Linked DNA regions of Homo sapiens: region 1 is linked to region 2. Evidence: chromatin loops called from intact Hi-C (ENCODE). Cell type or tissue: PC-3. All regions are shown on one strand. Links, peaks and the distances in the headings refer to the core of each region. The heading gives the core; the rest is flanking DNA.

Region 1 (5,385 bases), core at 186-5,185, 190 kb before region 2:
GTTGCAAGAGTTAAAGCTGTGCAATAGCAGGACCTATCTCATGCACAGTAGGGCTCCTAACAAGTGGGGTGATATAAATTACAGCAGAGGTTCCTCGGTGGAAGAATCTTTTTTGGTCATTAGCCCATTGCATACCCCACACTAGGGACACAAAGCCTGCGGTCTGATCTCACCTGGAGACACATGCTTTCCTATGATACGACAACAACATAACTAGAAGAACTGCTTGATACCTTAACGCCAGTGACATCCCCTCCCAAATCATGACCTAATCATGGACATGGGAGAGATCAGGGTGTGGATGAAGTGAACTAAAAGATTGAGTGCTATGTGCTGTGATCCATGCTTTTCTCTTGATGAATCTAGTCTAAATTTCCAAGTGGCCATGACCAGACCCCTCTGTGTGCACTGCCAAACTCAGAAATCTTATATTCTCCAAATTATGTATCAGACAGTAGCCATTCAAGGTTAAAAGTCTATAATGCTATGGAATGACCTATCAGGAGCCCATTCACTGATTCTGCTTTCGGTTTGAAGAGAAATTTCTAGAATCTGCAGAAGATTTGGAAAAGTTAAGAAATGGTAAGATCGAGTCTCTACGTGTCTCTGAGGAAGGTATCTAGTAGAAGGTACACTTGCAGGTTTTAATACCAGGCCGTGTCTATGTGTGCGAAGGGTGGTAGTTGGGGTGGTGGAGAGGGAAAAAAGTGGTTAAAGTAGAAAGGGTGGGGCTCCTTGAGCAGTTCTGTCAACTCTCTCCAGGCTAAAAGGGCCAGACCTCTTAGAGTATTTGCTAGAGGAGCCATCCCCAGCACCCTGAGAATGGCCTTTCCTTGCTTTCATTCTTTCAACACTGTGAATAAGCTGTGGTTGGTTCGGGATCCCATACAGCCCTCCCCATCCAAGGACACGCGCGGACATTCATCAGAGGGAAGGAGTTGAAATAGGTCCATCTTGAATTCATTTCTCTTATGAATTTGACAAGGTGATATTCTTGCAACTGTAGGCTTAGATAATGAGATAGTGTTGAATTGGTTGGAAGTCCAGGTCAGAGGGTGAGGAGGGACATGAGCCAGGGTAGCAGCAGTAGAGTGAGGAACACAGCACCCACCCTGCACACACTGTCCAGTGGGGGTATTGAAGACTATACAAAGGACCTACATAGAAACTTTTCTCAGAACTGTCTTTAATGTCTTCACACCATGAGATTTACTTTGAGATATTCCCATGTTAATTGGCATGTGGCTAGTGGGCCTGCAGCAGCCTCTCCCAACTTCTTCCTAAAATATCCATGAAGATATATCAACACAAAAAATACAAGGGACCTATTATGTATCTGGATGAGGAACAAAAACATAAATGAAATAAGAGGCTACAAGGTAAGAGGAAGCTTGATAGGAAAAAGAAGGACTAAGGAAGCTAAAAACAAATTTCTATTTCCTTTGAGAGGTTATACCAGGCAATAATTTCTTTTCTATTTTATAAATTTAGTCATTTCAGCAAACATTTTTTCATGCTGAAAGACTGGGATTCATAGACATCTGACTCTCCTTTTTTTCCTTCTTTCTAAAGATGGGAGTTTGATGTTCCAGCAAGTGCCAATAGTTGAGATTGATGGGATGAAGCTGGTGCAGACCAGAGCCGTTCTCAACTACATTGCCAGCAAATACAGTCTCTATGAGAAAGACATAAAGGAGAGAGTCCTGTATGGTATATTTTCTGTTCTTCCATTAACAGAGAATACAGAGTGATTTAGGTCCTTCCTTGAGTGGGCGGGACCGTGGCAGGGGCATTATCGTCAGCATCAGGCTGGACCTTGGGTGTGTATGCTGAGTTGCAGTATTGCAGAGTCCCATGGAGATGAGGAAACAGTGAACATGGGGTGGGTTCAGGTGAGGGTGATTCTAGAAAAGGATGCAGTCCATGGATCGAGCACCCTGACAGAGGTTTCCAAACACTGATGAACCATGAACTCAGGAGGATGGCAAATCATGATTCCAGGTGCTCAGGCCTTCAGAGACTGGGCGCCAACAACAGCTTAGGACAAGTCATAGAATGTTTGAGAGTCGGTAGATGAAGGCCTGGGGAGAGAAGGCTCTAAAGAAGCTGAATCTCAGGTTCCAATAACTCCAAGAATGATGACCAGGAACCTACGTTAGCAACTAATTATATGAACTGGTCAACTTGACTCAGGTTAGCAGAGGCTGGTGCCCAAGATACCAGGATTACCTAAAGTGAAGCATTTGATACAGACCTAAGCAGCCACACTGATTTTGCACCAGCAAAGCTGGGAGGAGGGGTCTCCTCCCCTGTTGGCAGTTCCTTGAAAAGTCCAATATAGAGTTACCAATGACCTAACAATTCCACTACCAGGTCTACAACCAGGATAAAGGAAAACACAGCCTCACTAATCCATGCACAGAAATGTTCATAGGAGAACTATTCATGATATGCAAAAGGTGGAAACTACCCAAATGTCCACCCATGGATGAATGGAGGAACAAGACGTGCTGTGGCAGACAATGGAATATTCTTGGACTATGAAAAGGGTCAAAGTACTGATGCATGCTACAACATGGGTGAACCTTGAAAACATGTTCCATAAAAGAAACCAGACACCAAAGGCCACATGTTACATGATTTCTTTTGTATGAACTATCCAGACCATTCGAATCTAGAAAGTAAATCAGTTGTTGCAAGGGGCTGGATGGAGGGGGCTAAGGGGAGTGGCTGCCAAAGTGCTACTGCTTTCCCAGGTGATTAGAAAATAATTGGGAGATCTTCTTTTTTTGTTGTTGTTGAAAATTACTAGCTTGCTTGAAAGTATATATCTTTAGAGATAGCTTTTAGAGATATGCTTTATTTCCTATTTATTTATTGTTATTTTTAATTTTTTTAGAACTTCGAACATTGAGCATAAAAATGAGCCTGAGATATGTAGTATGGTGAGAAAAGGAGACAGAAATGTTCGAGATGGCTGTTCCAGGGACTCTGCCTTGGGATTACTTAAATGGTAGGTCTTTGGCTATATGAATCATGCTAAGCTCATCCACAAAGCAAACCACAGCTGAGATAGCAAACCCTATTTTTAGCATCAGTGGTTACTTGCAGTGATTCCACTAATTCCTCTCATGACTGTGACTCTAGACAGGTCACAGATGTTGATATTCTCTGTACCTGTATTTGGTCACGTGTAGGACAAACATTTTGGACATATATCTACCCCTGTAGCATGTTCTGAGAAATAAATGTAATATGTATGTATAACTAAGAGCATGACTGGCATATAAAAGGCACCCACTGGAGCTGAATTACTTTGTCACCATCTGAGGCTCTACTGTCTCAGGTGTTTAAACCATAAAATCTAAGGCAGAAGGCATTTTGACAGTTTGGTTCTTTTTGTCTTTCAGGATGAATGTAGAAGGATATATGTAGAAGGTAGGAAATTTTGAGTGAAAAGATTCTTCATTATGCACTACCTCCACCTAAGGAAAAAGATGCAAAGCTTGCCCTGATCAAAGGGGGAACAAGAAGCCATTATTTTCCTGTCTTTGAAACTGTACCTGGGAGCTTCTGTATACCTGAACACATGCATGGAGCTTCTTGGAGGGTGGCACGTCCAGGGAAGGCATGGAAGCGCCATGCCCCTTCCCCATATCTTGCCCTAGGCATGTCTTTATCTTTTCAGTGGCTACATGATTTGAGCCTCCAAACTACGAAAGAGATTTTTTTCACCCAACTATATGGATTACCACCTAATGGGATAAAGAAAACCTAAAGTCACAGTCACTGCTGTGCCCCAGGTGGAAGCTGTAATCTGCCTGGATCACTGCCAAGTTTAAAGAACAACAAGAACAAAAACCAAGAGTGAAGGATTTCATTTAGTTTCAGGGATGACCCACAGCAAAGTTTGTAAACATGGACAGAGATCCCATGATAACCTCAAACTCAGTGTACTGTGAGGCTGTCTTGAAAAACAGGCTTTTGGGCCTATGCCTATATGCTGCCTCTTTTTTTTTTTTTTTTTTTTTAATGACAAACACTTCTCGATAGCATGGCACAAAGCAGTACCACAAAAGACTGAAAAGAAACAAACAGGCAAAAAAGGCCTGGTTCTATTAAGGATGCTAAGCAGATGGGAACCAATACAAAACCGAGGTCCAAACTGAGAATAAAAAGTGAAAGAGCTCAAAGCAAAGAGAAAAGAGTTCAGCCCAGGTGCGGACTTGCCACAAGGCACAAGGAACCTTTGTGGATACTGCACCTGGCTGACGGCTGGGGTCCACGGCAATGGGCAACATAGACCATGTCTTGTTGCAACCTCTGGAAAAACTGTGAAAGTGAATGAAGACAACCCAAATGAGAATAAGCAAAAGGTGTTTATTTCGAGCTTGCTATAGTAAGGAAGTCAGGCACCATCACTTGCGTTTGCCAGAGATTCAGAGGCAGGCGGGAAAGTCTGAGAGATTTATGGTGGAAAAAGTTATGCCCTGATTGCATGTTGTTGGCATGAAGATGCTGTAAGCTGGCTAGCTGGAAGTGTGAATTTCTATGTGATTGTTCAGAGATCAATATTTTACTTTCTGTGTTTGGTCATAAACTGAAAGTGGAGGCAAAAATTAGGAAAGCTGGCAGTTATTGACCAAATGCTGGCATATTTCACTGTTGTAAAGGTCATGATAGAAGCTGTTTAGTCTATAAGGACACTAAGAGTTTAGAGGGTTTCTTTGTAGTTTGGCTGCTATAACAAAAATACCATAGACTGGGTAGCTTAAAGAACAGATGTTTCTATCTCACAGCTCTGTAGGCTGGGAAGTACAAGATCAATGTGCCAGCAGATTTCATATCTGGGGAGCTCCTGTTCCTTGATTCATAGACAGCCAATCTCTGGCTGTGTCCTCACATGGCAAACATGCCAAGGGAGTTCTCTAAGGTTCCTTTTATAAGGGGACTAATGTCATTCATGAGATATCCACCCCCATGACTTGATCGTCTCCTGGAAGCCTCACCTACTAACAGCATCACATGGGGGTCAGGATCCCAACATATGAATTTTGGGGAAACTTAAACATTCAATCCATAACATAAGGCAACAGAAAAATAGTGCCTGTGCATTTTTGGGGCATTGACCTTCAGGTCCAAAAAGGCTTCCTTGATGTTAATTGAGCTCTTGACTCTCAAGGCATGGTATAAAAATAGACTGTGAGGAAGAATTTCACCAGTTCTACCAAAGAGTCCCATGATACATGAATTTGAACTATGTATGCTACAATATAGCATTCAATGTTGCATTTTCTTTATGTACCAAGTAATTATTTACACTTACATATGTATACACAGTCTGAAAGGGTATTTGCCAAAATATTACCTTAAATCAGTGATGCT
Region 2 (5,385 bases), core at 62-5,061:
CGTGCCTTCTTCACAGGACTAGCTTGGGCTTCCACATGGCATGAGGTTCTCAGTGTAGTTGGACTTTGTACGTAGTAGCTGGTTGGCCTCTGAGCAAATGTTCCAAGAGAACCCCGTGGAAGCTGTGAGGCTTATGTCCTAGATATACAAGTCTAAGGACATTACTTCTCACATTCTATTGGCCAAGCAAGTCTCCAAGGCCCACTCAGATTCAAGGGGAGAATGAAACTTACTCTCAATAGGAGAAGTAGCAAAGAATCTGAGTCCATTTCAAGACATGCACTGCTACTGTAGCTTAAAGTTAAAGGAACTGTGGTTCAAAAAGATTAATAAGAGACTCATCTTGGACCCAGACCAAAGTTTCCCAAGGCCCACACCAGTAGTCTCACTACGTCATGGTGTCTTGTCAAACATAACATCCATGTTTCCATACACTTTGGCACAGAGATGTGGGTGGTGGCAAGTGGGAACTTGTGGAGTAAGTTTTGTCTTCTATGAAATTGCTCTACTATGTTTGAGAACCTTCAATCCAGATGGAGATGTGTTTGGCAGTGCAGAGGCCCTTATTACCTCTTCTTCCACATGCATCACCAGTAGCAGCATGGGTGATCTCACTATTATTACAACAACTAAATAGCCATAAATGATATTTGCCCAATTTGCTGTTTTGGGATTATTTTAATACTTTGTGTATATGTATTTTATTAACACTAGTGTTACATAATTGATAGTCACACACATATAATTGCTCACACACTTTGATCCTACAACTTTTCTATCTCCCAGATGCATCTTCCCTAATATTTCAAAGGAACAGCATGCCTCTGAAAACACCTGGCTTCAGTTCCTGGAACAATGTTCCATGAAAACACCTGATAACTAAGCAGGTAAAACAGAGGCACTACTTAAAATGTTTCTTTGGCCCATTAAATGACAGTTCCCTTTATCTGTAACTCTTTTTTGAATTAACACCCTTTTTCTAGGATTCACATGTATGTAGAAGGCTTGAAGGACCTGAGTGACATGATTATGTTCCAGCCACTCTCTCTGCCTGAAGAGAAGATGAATCTTGCATACATCCTTGAAAGAGCCACTACAAGATTATTCCCTGTCTGTGAGAAGGTAAGCAACAAACTCCTGCCCTGCTTTATGACTTGAATCAAGGGGGAGAAAAACAAATGAAACTAAAAATAGACAAAGAATTTTATCAATAAAGGTTTCCAAACCCTTTGCGAAAGCTCAAAATTCTTCCCCCACTTGCAGTTAGACAACAAATCTGCTCTCCTTCCTCACACCCTGGTCTTCTGGATTTTTTTTTATTTTATGCATAATTTCAGCACTATTTGTGGTTCTGGTGCTGATAGAATTTCAGTTACCTGATTCTAAGGGAGGAAATCCCACACTAATGAAAGAGCTGGGGGAGAGGGGATGGATATTATTTCTAAAATACACTGGACAGTCCTGGGGTTCAGGGCTGTTTGTAAGGTTAGAATTCTAAGCAGTATTCTAAAAGTTAAAAAATTGTTTTAAACATAATACTTGAGCGTTCATGTCTCTGCATTTTTAACAGCTGTAAAATGCTGTCTGAAAGCTTGCACTTGGTCAGGGTTGGATGCCTTCTTTAGTTATTAATGCTCTTCATCTCCAGGTGCAGTCATTATAATATTAGTAAGTCTAGGAAAAGATGATGAAAAATGTTAGGGCTTGGTAAAAACAAAGAAAAAAGAGCCAGTTAAGTTTTTCAAACTCACCTGCCATGCTGTTTTAACCTATCCTTTTTGGGTTGAATAACAATAGTTCTCATTAAATGATTTAATACATGTATTTGAATATATTTATCATGATCAACAGTTTTAGAGCCTAATCATGTAACATAGATTATCTAGTTGATACTTATGTATTTGGCATAGATGACAGATACCCTAACTTCCTCGGTTAGACTTTTCCCTTAATTATACCTGGTGAGTTCCTAGCTCCAACTGGATCAAATTGTGAATATTCTAAACCCCCAGGTTTTCCCCATACTGTTTCCTTCAAAAGTGTTTCAAAGATAATGTATTCCTTTGTAATCAGCATGTAACTTAAGATCTTTTACCATACAAATACTGACAACAGAGTGAATGTTTACCACCACCATGTGGTAAACTAATGCATGAAGTTTTTGTTGTAAGATACTATGAAGTGCAGACTTCTCATAACTAAAAATGTGACTGTAACTGCACTAACAACAGTGCTAATAATAATAATGGCTCACCTTTACTGAGTGCCAAGTGCTGTGCTATATGATTCGCATGCATTAATCCATTTAATCTTTATAATAACTCCACAAGATACTATGTGGTTGCTTCATCTGTAAATAAGGATAAATTATTTCCTCATTTACAGGTGAAGCAACTATATCTTAAAGAAGCAACGTAACCTGCCCAGTGTCATACAACTAATAAAGCTGGAACCTGTACTCAGGTCTCTCTAGGTCCTGATCCTATGCCCAAGTATCAAAACATCATGAAGTCTATGGCCTAGAATGTACCTTAGTGACCACCTCCTCCAAACTTACATTTCATTTTGTATTTGATCAATTTTGACTCAAAGTGACCCATAATTTACAGCCCTATTTGAAGAAAATTCGCTTATAAAAATGAGGGTTGGGTCCCTCTGAGAATGACACTCTCCCTGCAAACACAGTACCTTCCGAAGAGCAGCACACCTCAAGAATCCACCCTGAGATGGTGCAAGTAGAAATACCATCAGCCCAGGAAGAGCCACCAATGGAGGGTCGGTGCTAAAATCACTCTACAGAGGTTCACGGGATAGCTACAGGGAGAGGAGATGAAAAGAAGACAAGCACATGAGATAAAGCTGTTTCCTATGTTCAGAATAAGTCAGGAGGGTTTAAGCTATTCCATTCCTTTCACCTCACGAAGCCCAAGAGAAATGGGGTTTGCGTGAGCTCACACAGCTAGTCAGTGGCAAAGAACAGATTAGAAGCCAGGTCTCTTAACTTCTAGAAGACTTTCTGCCAAATCAAGCTGACTTTAAATTATATGTTAGGTGTGTCCTTCATCTTCTACCTTTTCCTTATTAACCATCATGCAGGCACTGAGAGACCACAGACAAGATTTTCTTGTGGGCAATCGGCTGAGCTGGGCTGATACACAGCAACCTGAAGTCATCTTAATGACTGAAGAGTGCAAACCCAGTGTCCTCTTGGGCTTTCCTCTGCTACAGGTAATGCTATCCAAATAGCTCCCAAGAACTGCAGGGAGAATGAATTTGTATTATCCACTTATTCTTTCATTCAGTCATTCACCATCATTTATGAACCTACTAACTTCTTTATGCCAAGGCCTGTGCTAGAAATACAAAGATGCCCTCAAGGCAGCTATCTCCTGGTGAAACCAAGCATACAGACCGGTAACTTCAATATAATGTGGTAAACTAAAACGTAACATGATAAGAGAAAGCAGATGTCTTGAACTCCTGGGCTCAAATGATCCTCCTGCCTCAGCCTCCCAAAGTGCTGCGATTACAGGCATGAGCCACTGCACCTGACCCATATTACATTATAAACATGTTTTAACATTGTTAGTCTGCCTCATTTCTTTACAATGTAGTCTATTTTTGAAACTTTTCTTGATTATATGTATATTCCATTTATTGTGTTCAGAATAACCTTTTTTAACAAGAAAGAAATATTTTAATTGTTACAAAAACAAAGGAGGCAGATACTAGAAACTCTGCATTTCATAAAACAATGAAACTTTGTTTAAATGTTTTCATGATCATCTTTCCGCAGACACCATTCATTTTAAAAGTCCTAGTCAAGACCATTAAGCAGCTTCATCTTCTATATTAAAAAAAAACCCGAGACTTAAAAAACAACAGTAAAGAATTTCACTATCTTTATATATTACATCTTATAAAGCTATTAAATTTTTCAGTGTCAAGAGTGAAATATTACCCCATACCTCGCTTCATCACTAGAAGGTGGACACCTGATTGAGCAATACTCATTAACTGCTAGGTAGATGAACTGTGTTGACTGTAGTAAAGCCATTTTACAATCAACTTAGGAAGTAATAACACCAGCCAAACACAGAGACACAAACATCAAAAATGATATGTTTAGTATGTACAAATAGCTATACTTGGGGCATGGCTATCAAGTAACAAGACTGATTTAATACTTTACAGTCATAGCACATTAAAAATATATTGCCAGAGGGATAATGGTCCCACACATCAAAAATGTCTATATAGAAAAGGCTGTGATTTATTGCAAAGCATAATATATAGCAAATTCCAAGGAAGGGCAAATAATTTTTAAACAAATCTTTAAATTTAATGGCTTAAGCCAAAGCCTCAGTTACTTTTTGGAGGATTCATAACAAGTAGGGGTTGAAGAATGCTTTTCTTTTTTTCTGTTTCTTTTTTTTTTGAAATGCAAGTCTCGCTCTGTTCCCCAAGCTGGAGTACAGTGGCACGATCTCGGCTCACTGCAACCTCTGCCTCCCGGATTCAAGCGATTCTCCTGCCTCAGCCTCCCGAGTAGCTGTGACTACAGGTGCACACCACCATGCCTGGCTAATTTTTGTATTTTTAGTAGAGACGGGTTTCACTATGTTGGCCAGGCTGGTCTTGAACTCCCGACCTCAGGTGATCGCCTGCCTCTGCCTTCCAAAGTGCTGGGATTACAGGTGTGAGCCACTGCACCTGGCTTCCTTTTTTTGATTTACTTTTTCTTTTTTTTTTTTTCTTTGAGATGGAGTCTTGCTCTATTGCCCAGGCTGGAGTGCAGTGGTGTGGTCTCGGCTCACTGCAACCTCCACCTCCCAGGTTCAAGTGATTCTCCTGCCTCAGCCTCCCAAGTAGCTTGGATTACAGGCACCTGCCACTATGCCCGGCTAGTTTTTTTTTTTTCCTGTATTTTTAATAGAGACAGGGTTTCACTATGTCGGCCAGGCTGGTCTCAAACTCCTGACCTCGTGATCCACCCACCTCAGCCTCCCAAAGTGCTGGAATTACAGGTGTGAGCCACCACACCCAGCTTTTTTTTTCTTTTCTTTGTTCTGATATTTTTGTTTCTTTTGAAATGTCCTTTTCAGTGGAACTGGATGAATAAGACCTTTTCCTTTTTTAAAAAAATTGCTTTTCTCTTTGCTTTTTCTTCTCCTCTTCATTTATTCTTTTTTTCCAGTAATGCTTGCAATTTATTCATTCTTCATTTTATTCATCAATCTTCACTGTTTGCACTGCTGACATCCAAAACTATGTCCCTTTGGGGTCTACTTGGAGAAAGTTGCAGCATTCAAAAGTCAGGTGACCAGGAAGCCATATTTTTTACAGCCTGCTCTGACACTGTCCTTGTTGCAACCTGGGACTGCC

Evidence for each region. Peaks named below come from ENCODE experiments on the same cell type or tissue, not always from the same donor. Only the 100,000 strongest peaks of a DNase experiment are listed, where the experiment ranks them.
Region 1: it touches region 2 in a loop (2.5-fold over the local background); 1 of 110 quality-filtered maps calls a loop at or near these places.

Annotation. Positions count from the first base shown.
Region 1 is chr6:52,875,086-52,880,470 of GRCh38, reverse strand. It overlaps a transcript of LOC105375091 not described here and the pseudogene GSTA10P. Among named protein-coding and RNA genes, the nearest start is that of GSTA3, 32 kb to the left of the region's middle. In PC-3, for the core only: no CTCF peak of the experiment used is centred there; a DNase peak (open chromatin) is centred at 3,070.
Region 2 is chr6:52,688,663-52,694,047 of GRCh38, reverse strand. It overlaps the pseudogene GSTA8P and the pseudogene SREK1IP1P2. Among named protein-coding and RNA genes, the nearest start is that of TMEM14A, 20 kb to the right of the region's middle. In PC-3, for the core only: a CTCF peak has its summit at 2,138 (motif pointing left); no DNase peak of the experiment used is centred there.